2 separate regions of the Mus musculus genome follow, and region 1 is linked to region 2. A link is a contact called in ENCODE POLR2A ChIA-PET data. All regions are on one chromosome and are shown on one strand. The core of a region is the stretch at or near the end of the contact, and the rest is flanking DNA. Distances in the headings are between cores, read along the strand shown. Region 1 holds the start of Bcl2l15 (BCLl2-like 15). Region 2 holds the start of Hipk1 (homeodomain interacting protein kinase 1).

Region 1 (4,432 bases), core at 787-3,286, 41 kb after region 2:
CCAAGGTACATCGAGATGTATAATGGTTCTTTACACAAAACAAAGAAAATGCATACATAAAAAGATGGTGGGAGCCAGGCAATGTATCTGAGATAGGAACAGCCCTATCTAAGATCAGATGAATGGTCTGATGCAATGCTAGTCTATTGTTAAACCCACCACCAGGGGTCCCTTAGTAAATACCTAATACCAGAGGAATAACATATTCCTCTGGGCCTAGTGAAAAATATGCAGCAGGGGAATTCCGTCCTACTAACCCTTTCATGAATAATACAATACTTCAGTTCCTCCTAAAACCACAACCCTTCTACTATTATGTAATGTAGGCTGCCATTCATGTCTGCAATGAGAATTCTAAGTTTACTATTTTGAACTAGCCCTGAGAATACTAGCTCTGATCTGGCAAACTGAGATGCCTGATTACTGACTGTCAGCACTGGGGCATTTCCTCTGGATGAATATCATTCTTAAAAAATTCCAAGCCCAGGGTCAGCTAAAGGACTGCCTAGGACATTGGTGAAGGCCAGACAGTAGAGTTCAACCTGATTTAGGTTTTAGTAAAATCATTTCTTGGAGGCACCTATAATAAAATACTGAAAGAACATACACAGACCCATTCACTGACTAATGCAGGGACAGGTTTGGAGCATTCCTGCCAAGGTTCCAGGAGCCTGAGTTTCCGTGAAACTCTTTGCCTCAGGACGGCGTCCAAGCCTTCAGGCGTCCAAGCCTTCAGGCCTGTCACGCAGACTTCACTCGAGTGGGTGTGGCATCCGTCTATCTGTCTGTCTATATTTGTTCTTTTGTTCATTCATTCATTCATTTAGAATGGGCAGAAAATAGAATATTGCTTCTGACTATGTTGCAGGATAGAAATCCCATTCTGAATAACTGACCTACTGTTGATGCTTGAATTTCTTACTGTTACAATTGAAGCTGTTTATTTTACTGGAAAAGAGAAATGTGGGTGTTAGGTTTGCTGGTAGGTTAGAATGATGTATCTGAGACCCAGACCACAAAGTCTCTCCAGCTAGAGGCTGCCTTATTAATGAAGCCAAGCCCAGATTTGAGAATAGGGCACCGCTGTGCTTGAAGGAATGGGAATCTGGGCAAAAGAGAAATATTTTCAAATCTTATTTTCTGTGTTTTTGAGACAGGGTTTCTCTGTGCAGCCCTGGCTGTTCTGGAACTCACTCTGTAGATCAGGCAGCCACTGCAGGCGAGTGTTCAAGCCTGAGTTCTCCTAAAAACAATAATGAAGTTTAATACTTCAGGACAAACTTCTTGTTAAAGAATGAATCACGGTTTCCTGATTACTAAGCTTTGAGCTAAACAAAGGATATTTACCATTTGCCACATACCAGACATTGTCAGATCATTTCAGATAGTGTTATCTTAATTTGTATAATTTCCCTTTGAAATATCTTGTTACTTTAATTACTCAAATGCCCAACCAGGGTTTTTCCTCCACTGTCCTGGCCTTTATCTTTGCCAGCCTTCCACGAGTCTTAGTCCTTTACTTATTTTATTTTATGTTAGTTTTGCCTAATAAATCCCTAGCCTCAGATGTCACTACTGTAAGGCAGCTTCCCCAGCCTATTGGCTTTTGTCCTCTCCTCATCCACCGTATCTCAAGGGCACAAGAAGCTCTGTGATTTGTCAGTAGCTGCCATTTCTGCTGAAATGTACACTTCACAAGGAGCCATGCCTGTGTCATTTTCTGTGTTGTCTATAGTGCCAAGTATAGTCTTCTACATACAAATGTTCAGTAAATAATTTGTCTAATTGTGCCAAAGGGATGCCCAAGTCAGAAGTTGACCTCTGGTATCTCACCTCCCTTGAAATTACATCAGTTACAGAACCTAGCAGGAAGTATTTCTTAAATTACTCAAGAGAACCTTCTTCAATTCATTACAATTGCTCAACTTACCTCTTCAGTTTATTTCAGCTATAGATAGTTTATCTGTAAGAGCTATCCATTACTCTTACATACTGGCAAGGGTGTGGTTCTGAGATAAGGAACTGCAAAGTCTTTGTCATCCCCTTTGAGCAGTTTCATTTGGAAAGTTAATGGGAACTATTTTAGGACATATCCAATTAGGAAGCAATAAGAGGTAGGCAGCCACAACTGGTTTGCCAGGTTCTCTAACTTCCTGCTAAGCTTTGTGGAGAATGTCTAAAATGAAAAACCCTCGGACTTTTGAGGAGCAAACAGAATGCATCGTGAATTCTCTACTCAAAGACTTCAGGACCCCACTATCCCACGCTGCTAACCGGAACCTATCGGGTGCAGATGAACCATGCTCAGGTAAGGCTCCTAATCTGAGGTGGTGATTACAGGTGGGTAATAGAACCAGAGTCTGCTTCCTCTAGTTCCTCTCAAGCTTTAAAAAGCGAGTCCTAAACTTTTAGCAACATTTGAAATAAAGGATCTTCTCAATAGAGAAGATTATATGACTGCTACTACTGAGAATAGACAATGACAAAACTGTTTAAAAGAATTGCAAAAGTAGCAGAGGCTAGCCTGGTCTACAGAGTGAGTAGACAGCAAGGGGTACCTAGAGAAACCCTCTCTCTCGGGGGTGGGGGGTGGGGTGGGGGGTGGGGGGGGACCAACTATAGAACATTTCTGTTTTGCTGGGATTCAGGAGACTTTCCGTTCCTTCAACATGGTGAACATGTTTTCCCTGTCTTAGGAGAGGATTACTCTTTTGATGTGGCTATCATTGTTGGCCGCCTTCGAATACTGGGTGATCAGTTCAATGGAGAGCTGGAAGCTTCTGCCAATAATATCATTGCGGTAACCATTGGAGGACAGGTCAGATTTTTGCTTTTTAATGTTGTTTGCTGTTCTATTCTATTTCAAGCTTTAATTTCCTCCCTCCTTCCTTCCTTCCTTCCTTCCCTGTTTCTGTATACTAAAAATAGAAATATTCTGTGAGGATTTGGAGGTATATGTTTGTTCAAGAAGCTATAGAGGGAAATGTGATTGCTAATTCTTCAGACATTAATAAAAACCCAGTACTATAGAAGGAACTCATCTTTATCAGAGCTGCCCTTTGTGTGCATAGATCATGTTCATAGTTAACTATTCTTTGAAAATAATCTTTTATGTATATTTGTTATTATTAATTATTACTATTACTGTATGATGTGGGGAGGGGGACACATGTGCCACTGCATGTCTGTGGAAGCCAGAGGACAATATTGTGGAATTCTCCCTTTCCACCTTTGTGTAGGTTTAAGAGATTGAACTCGGGTCACCAGGCTAGTGTGGCTAGTATCTTTATTCCATTATTCATATTTTTAGTGCTTAATTTTGTTGGGAGTGGGCTCTTCCCCTTATCCCAGGGTCTAGCAGTAAGATTCAGAAATATTGCATAGTTTAGAAATCTGATGCAATTAGAGTTAACCTCTTAAAGGAGCTTGCTGGCTTCTCATCAGAACTCTGATTACTGGCAATAGCACTTGGACTTTGTATTAGCCTGAAGATAATAAAACCATCTTCCAGCAGATGTTGCTGATTATATCAACAGCAGCAAGTACTTATTACTTGCCATTATTTCATTGTTTAATCATTATACTTGTGTGTAAATCATTATAGAAACTGCTACTCCTAGAATCTCTGAATCAGCATATGAGACCATACGCAAATATCAAGCCTGCTCTCTTCCCAGCAGTATTCACTAATTTTGAATCGTGCCTTACACACAGTAGGCCTGCAGGGTGTACTTCCTGATTCCATACCATTTAAGAACATAAAAGAAATAAAGTCATAAGGAAACAAGTAAGAAACATACTCTATAAATGTTGAAGATAGGACTGGAGAGATGGCTCAGCGGTTAAGAGCACTGACTGCTCTTCTGAAGGTCCTGAGTTCAAATCCCAAGCATCCACATGGTGGCTCACAACCATCCGTAATGAGATCTGACACCCTCTTCTAGTGCGACTGACTACAGCTACAGTGTACTCACATACAATAAATAAATCTTAACAACAACAGCAACAACAACAACAAAAAATGTTGAAGCTAGGTTTTGAGCCCAGACTTACTTACAAGCACACTTTATTCTTCCCAGTGGACAGTTTAGCGGATGTGTCTGCCTCACATTCAGACAGAAGCTTACTTCTAGCTACTGGCCTTGAGGCTGCCATAAGTGGCTAAGAGTTGGGTCTACTTTTTTCTTCTATATTTTGGACAACAACAACAACAACAACCCCAACACAATAACAAACCAACAACCCTGGATGGAGAAAGACATTTGAAACAATTTCAAACTCAAGTTGGAAATATGGTATAGAGAACTTCTCCAGACATTTGAGAATAGTTAACAGGACAGTTCCTTACTCTGCAATGCTTTTATATTTCCTTCAAGTAAGAAATGAACAGTGACACAGTAGTACTGAATCCTTACTGTTCACTCAATTTTTG
Region 2 (4,749 bases), core at 1,253-3,752:
TCAACGGAGCACTAGCCTGTGCTCTTTACAGCAAACAAAAAGAAAATCAGAGTAAGTGTTAGCTCAAGGAAATGATTTTAATAACTTGTGTCCAAAATGGCATGAATTGTAAGGAGAGAAACTGGCTAAGAAGCAGTAGGGGAAAGGTCTGTAACAAACACAGATTGTTGTCACACAGTCCAAAAGAAAGAACAGTTGACAGATCAGGCTGCTCAGGCTTACAAAGTTATTCAAATTACAAAAGAACCAATTAAAATACAAAGCTAACACGCTGCACAAGTTCCGAGTGTAAGTTCACAGGCAGGTCTGGCTCACTGATCGCTACCAACAAAGCATTGCTAGTTCTGTGCTTATAAAAACAAAAACAAAAAAGGAATGAATTCTGTTTTCCAGAGAAATGTCAACTCTGATTTTTTTTCCTTTCAGGAGGAAGATCTGGTTTGATTTTAAATCTCATTACTGATCAACTTGCTCTAAAATCTGTAAACTACAATGTCCAGAGATCAACTGTTCAGGACGCTATCAAAAAAACGACCTGCCAACCAGCGCCAACATTTTTGTCAGCTGCTTTACCGGTTTGGCAGCCTCTAGCTTCAATCTCAAAAACTTTACCGAAATATTCTTCAAACCAAGAAGAGTATCTTTTTTCGTTTGTTCGGTTGGTTGGTTTGGTTTTTTGAGACAGGGTTTCTCTGTGTAGCCCTGGCTGTTCTGGAACTCACTCTGTAGACCCAGGCTGGCCTTGAACTCACAGAGATGCTCCTGCCTCTGCCTCTGGAGTGCTGGCATTAAAGGTGTGTGCTGCCAAGGAGAGTATCTAAAAGACTCCATCACATTGCAACACTGAGTCCTGAGAAAATTGCATGCAAAGTCTTAAAATAACCAGTTGAATAACAGTGATGAGGTAAAATGAGTCGTTAGGTTTTTAAATGTTTTACAGGAAGCTTTAGGCTTTTAACTGAGCAACCCCCACCCCCAAAAAAAATTGGCAATGGTTTGCATTCTCTATCATCTTAACCAAAAAAAAAACAAAAAAAAACAAAAAAAACAAAATCTTACAGACCATGAATCAAAAATAGCTTTACACAAACAAGAGCAAAATTGTAGGTTTTGCTGAGGCCATCCGCCACTTAATTTAACCCCACTCCGTCTACAGCAGGAAGCCATGCTGCTGTTTTCATCAGTTACTAGGAAACAAGATAAAGAGCGGACTGGGGCAACGGAGTCTACATTTGAAACTCTTGTTTGTGGCTGCACTACACTACTGAGAATTCTCAAAGTGTCACCAAAGAGACAAGAATGCGCATCTTATGAGTATCCACAACTGAGTCACTGGTTATGTAGAGAAAAGATTCACTTACTGGAGCTTGCCCCCACCCCCTCTCCGGCTTCCCGTTCCAGTACCCATTCCCAAACAGGAAAGAAAACGCGCCCAGCATAAACACACAGGCCATTGCTCACGGTTCGTCACCACAACAAACTGGAGGTTAGACCAACGCTCCTAGAGACCAAGTTTTTAGGTCTCGGTTGCCAAGCACAAAAGGGGGACGCTGCCCTACAGAGCTGTTTATAGTGTGGGTCCTACCCAAAGGCTTTTGGTTGTTTCCATCTTTTAATGTTTTGGATTTTGTTGTTCTTGGCTTTAAAGGCGACGACGGACTGCAAAAGTTTAGACCTCTAGCTTTGCCTTGCAGAGATAAACATATAGGTGGGCTGGTCCCCACACAGCGTTACCACCATCACAAATTACATACTCAAAGACTACAGAACATGAACCAAGAGAACAGAAAAGCTTCCATACCAGCCCGACCACCACGATTTACTCTAGATGCGGTTTCCCGGTCCCCAAAGGCACCAATACGCCCAAACTACAGCTACAGGGAGTGGGGTGACATGCACACGCACAAGCACAAGAACCTGCCACCGCAGTCCGCGGTTGGGGTGGAGATCTGTACGGTGGGGAGATGCCAGACGGACCCCTGTCACCTGAGGACAACACGATCTGGAGGGAAAGGCAGGAGGCAGGGGGAGCTGCCCATTTTCTCCGGCACGCAGTCGCGCCTGGCCGCTCGCGACCAGGCGCCTAGGGCCGCGCGGGGCCTGGCGAGAGAGGCACCCCAAGCAAGCCGGCTACCCAAGGGAGTCTGCGGCTCGCTCCGTCCCACCTCGGGGCGCCGACTCCCAAAGTCCACGACCCCAGCCCCTCGCCGAGCCTGACTCACCGCCGGTGTGTGTAGTTCTCAGCCTCGAGTCGGGGCCGCCGCGAGGAGGCGGCGGAGGAGAGGCGATCCGGGGCCCCGCAGCCGGGTCATCATACCCCCCGCACGAGCCGGCCCCGGCCCCGGCCCCCGCCCCCCGGAGCCGTCCCCGCGCCCGTCCTGCGGCCGGAGCCTCGCCAGCCTCCCGCCTGCCCTGCCACCCGGCCCCTTCCCGCCGCCGCCGCCTCAGCGCCGAGCGCTCCCGCCTCGGCCTCCCCTGCGGTCCGGGGCCACGGCCCGGCCCTTCGCTCCGCAGCCGCCGTTGTCACCAGACCCGACAAGTGGAGCCCCGAGCGACCGCCTCCATCCCGCCGGCCCCGCCTCGCCGGAACCATTCAGCCACCTAGCGCCATGACACCTACTGAGGCGGAAGTGCGGAGGAGCGGGAGGGCTGAGATCACTGCATCTTGCCCCGGGCCGCGGGTGTGGGTGGGCCTCCGTGGGGAGCCAGCGTGGACAGTGTGTGGGGACCGGTTTCCCAGTCCTCTCCGCACAGCAGTCTCCGAGGTCGTTTAACCGGCGTTTGGTGGCGGTCGGGTTTCTTACAGTTAGATGTCATCTCAGCTAGTGTGACATCACCCCAAACCAGTGTGATTTTCCCCCAACATCCCAATCACATCCCAGCGATTGGGCAGCGCAGGGAGACATTGACTACCTGGGGATGACTCTGAGGGTTTAGAATTCTCAGTTTTTACTTAAATTGTTTGCTGCCATGTCGATTTCAGGGCAGCATAAGGGATTTAGATGCCTCCCTGTGCTGAAGCGCTCCCACCGTAGAATCTGTTAGGAAATAAAATATCCGAACTCAGCTCCTCCATGCATGCAGTAAACAAAAATTGTCTTACCTCCACGAAGGGTAGAAAGGCGGTGGATTCCGGAAAGTGGACCTGGCATAATGTTTAAGAAAAATGACCCTGAAAACTAGGTTATCTTAGTAGACAGTTGCCAACTCAGCCTCAAGAGATTCTGTGGGACTTGATATGCCTTCCGCGCTGTAAAATGTTGGTTCTTAAAATGAGAAACATTTCTTGGAGTCGAGTATTTATAAGAGTAAGGTAGGATGGTACGTGCCTTTAAACCCAGGATTCATGCCTTTAAACCCAAGATTCTGGAAGGAGAGGCAGATGGATCTCTTGTGAGTTTGTCAACTTGATCTACATAGAGAGGCCCTACCTAAAAGAAAGAGGAGTGCCGGGCAGTGGTGGCGCACGCCTTTAATCCCAGCACTTGGGAGGCAGAGACAGGCGGGATTTCTGAGTTCGAGGCCAGCCTGGTCTACAGAGTGAGTTCCAGGACAGCCAGGGCTACACAGAGAAACCCTGTCTCTGAAAACCAAAAAAAAAAAAAAAAAAAAAAAAGAAAGAGGAGGAGATGGAAAATGTGTTCTTTCTTACAAGAACAGTCTGAACCCCTAACTGACTATCCACCACCATAGATTTTTACCTGTGTCCTGTGAGCAGAGAGCAGGTCTAGGAGAGGCCTTTCTATCAGTTATATTTTTCAGTCCTCACTCATACATCCATGATTTCTTTGGATCTTCACCTAACAAAATGTTTTCTAGGCTATCCTATCATACCTTTTAAGGAAAGTCGTTTGAGTTTCTCCTCTTAACATTGGGAATGGGGAGGAAGTTCATTTCCCTGGAGAGCCAGGGTTAGCAAAATGTTCAATCCCACAGGACAGATTCCCTTGCATATTTTCACAGAAACTTCCTTTCTTGAGTGTTTAGAGAACATAAAGTCCTCATGTTGGGCTGGCCCTGGAAATACCAAGACACAGAATGAATGAACATGCCTGCTTAGATAGCCAAGAAAAAGGCCTGGTGTTAAACAGATCTGCTTAACAAACAAGCTTTAGTTATGAATTGCTCATTTTGCCCTACCTCACCAGAACTCTATGACTGGCTTTTCATTTACTCTCAAGTTATGTCTCTTTTGTGTTTGAAAACATCTCAGATGTTACATGTCAGAGCCTTTCCTGATTGACTCCTGCATTCTCACTCAGCCCTGTCACCTACCTGTTTATTTGTACCAGCTCTTCATATAATTAGTCTCTGTTTTCGTTGTTCTTGACTTGTTTTTTTTTTTTTTCAATCTGTCTCAGTCTTCAGGGAATGTTTAAAAGTGTAGTATTTTTTTCCTCTCTAATGTCATTCACTCATTCGTCCAACAAACTGCTTTATGCCAGACACTCCCTAGATACCAGTTCAGATGAAAGATGAGTAGGATGTAGTCTTCTCCCCCCCCCCCAGAGTTTTCAATCCAGTGAGGAAAAATGCCACACAAATATACATGACTTGAATAATGGAGTCAGAGAAGACCATCAGAGAAGAAAATATCTAAGCATGTTTCAGTCAACAAAGCTTCAAAGTTTAGTGCTGCATAGTCTGTTTTCCATTCAACAAATCTATAGAGTATCTCCTATGTGCGGGACATTGCTGGAAATTAAGGAGGAAACAGCACAGCCTATACACTAAAGGAACTAACTGGAT

The links. ChIA-PET counts read pairs that join two places held with the same protein, here RNA polymerase II (POLR2A).
Region 1: POLR2A ChIA-PET joins it to region 2 with 10 read pairs in Patski. The contact joins the promoter of Bcl2l15 here to the promoter of Hipk1 in region 2. POLR2A ChIA-PET finds 5 or more read pairs at or near these places in 2 of 5 experiments (Patski and embryonic stem cell).

What each region holds. Positions count from the first base shown.
Region 1 is chr3:103,830,660-103,835,091 of GRCm38, forward strand. Bcl2l15 (BCLl2-like 15) reads left to right here and starts at 2,037. Exons shown (of 4, transcript NM_001142959.1): 1 at 2,037-2,308; 2 at 2,697-2,818. The coding sequence starts at 2,173.
Region 2 is chr3:103,788,773-103,793,521 of GRCm38, forward strand. Hipk1 (homeodomain interacting protein kinase 1) reads right to left here and starts at 2,503. Exons shown (of 16, transcript NM_010432.2): 1 at 2,223-2,503.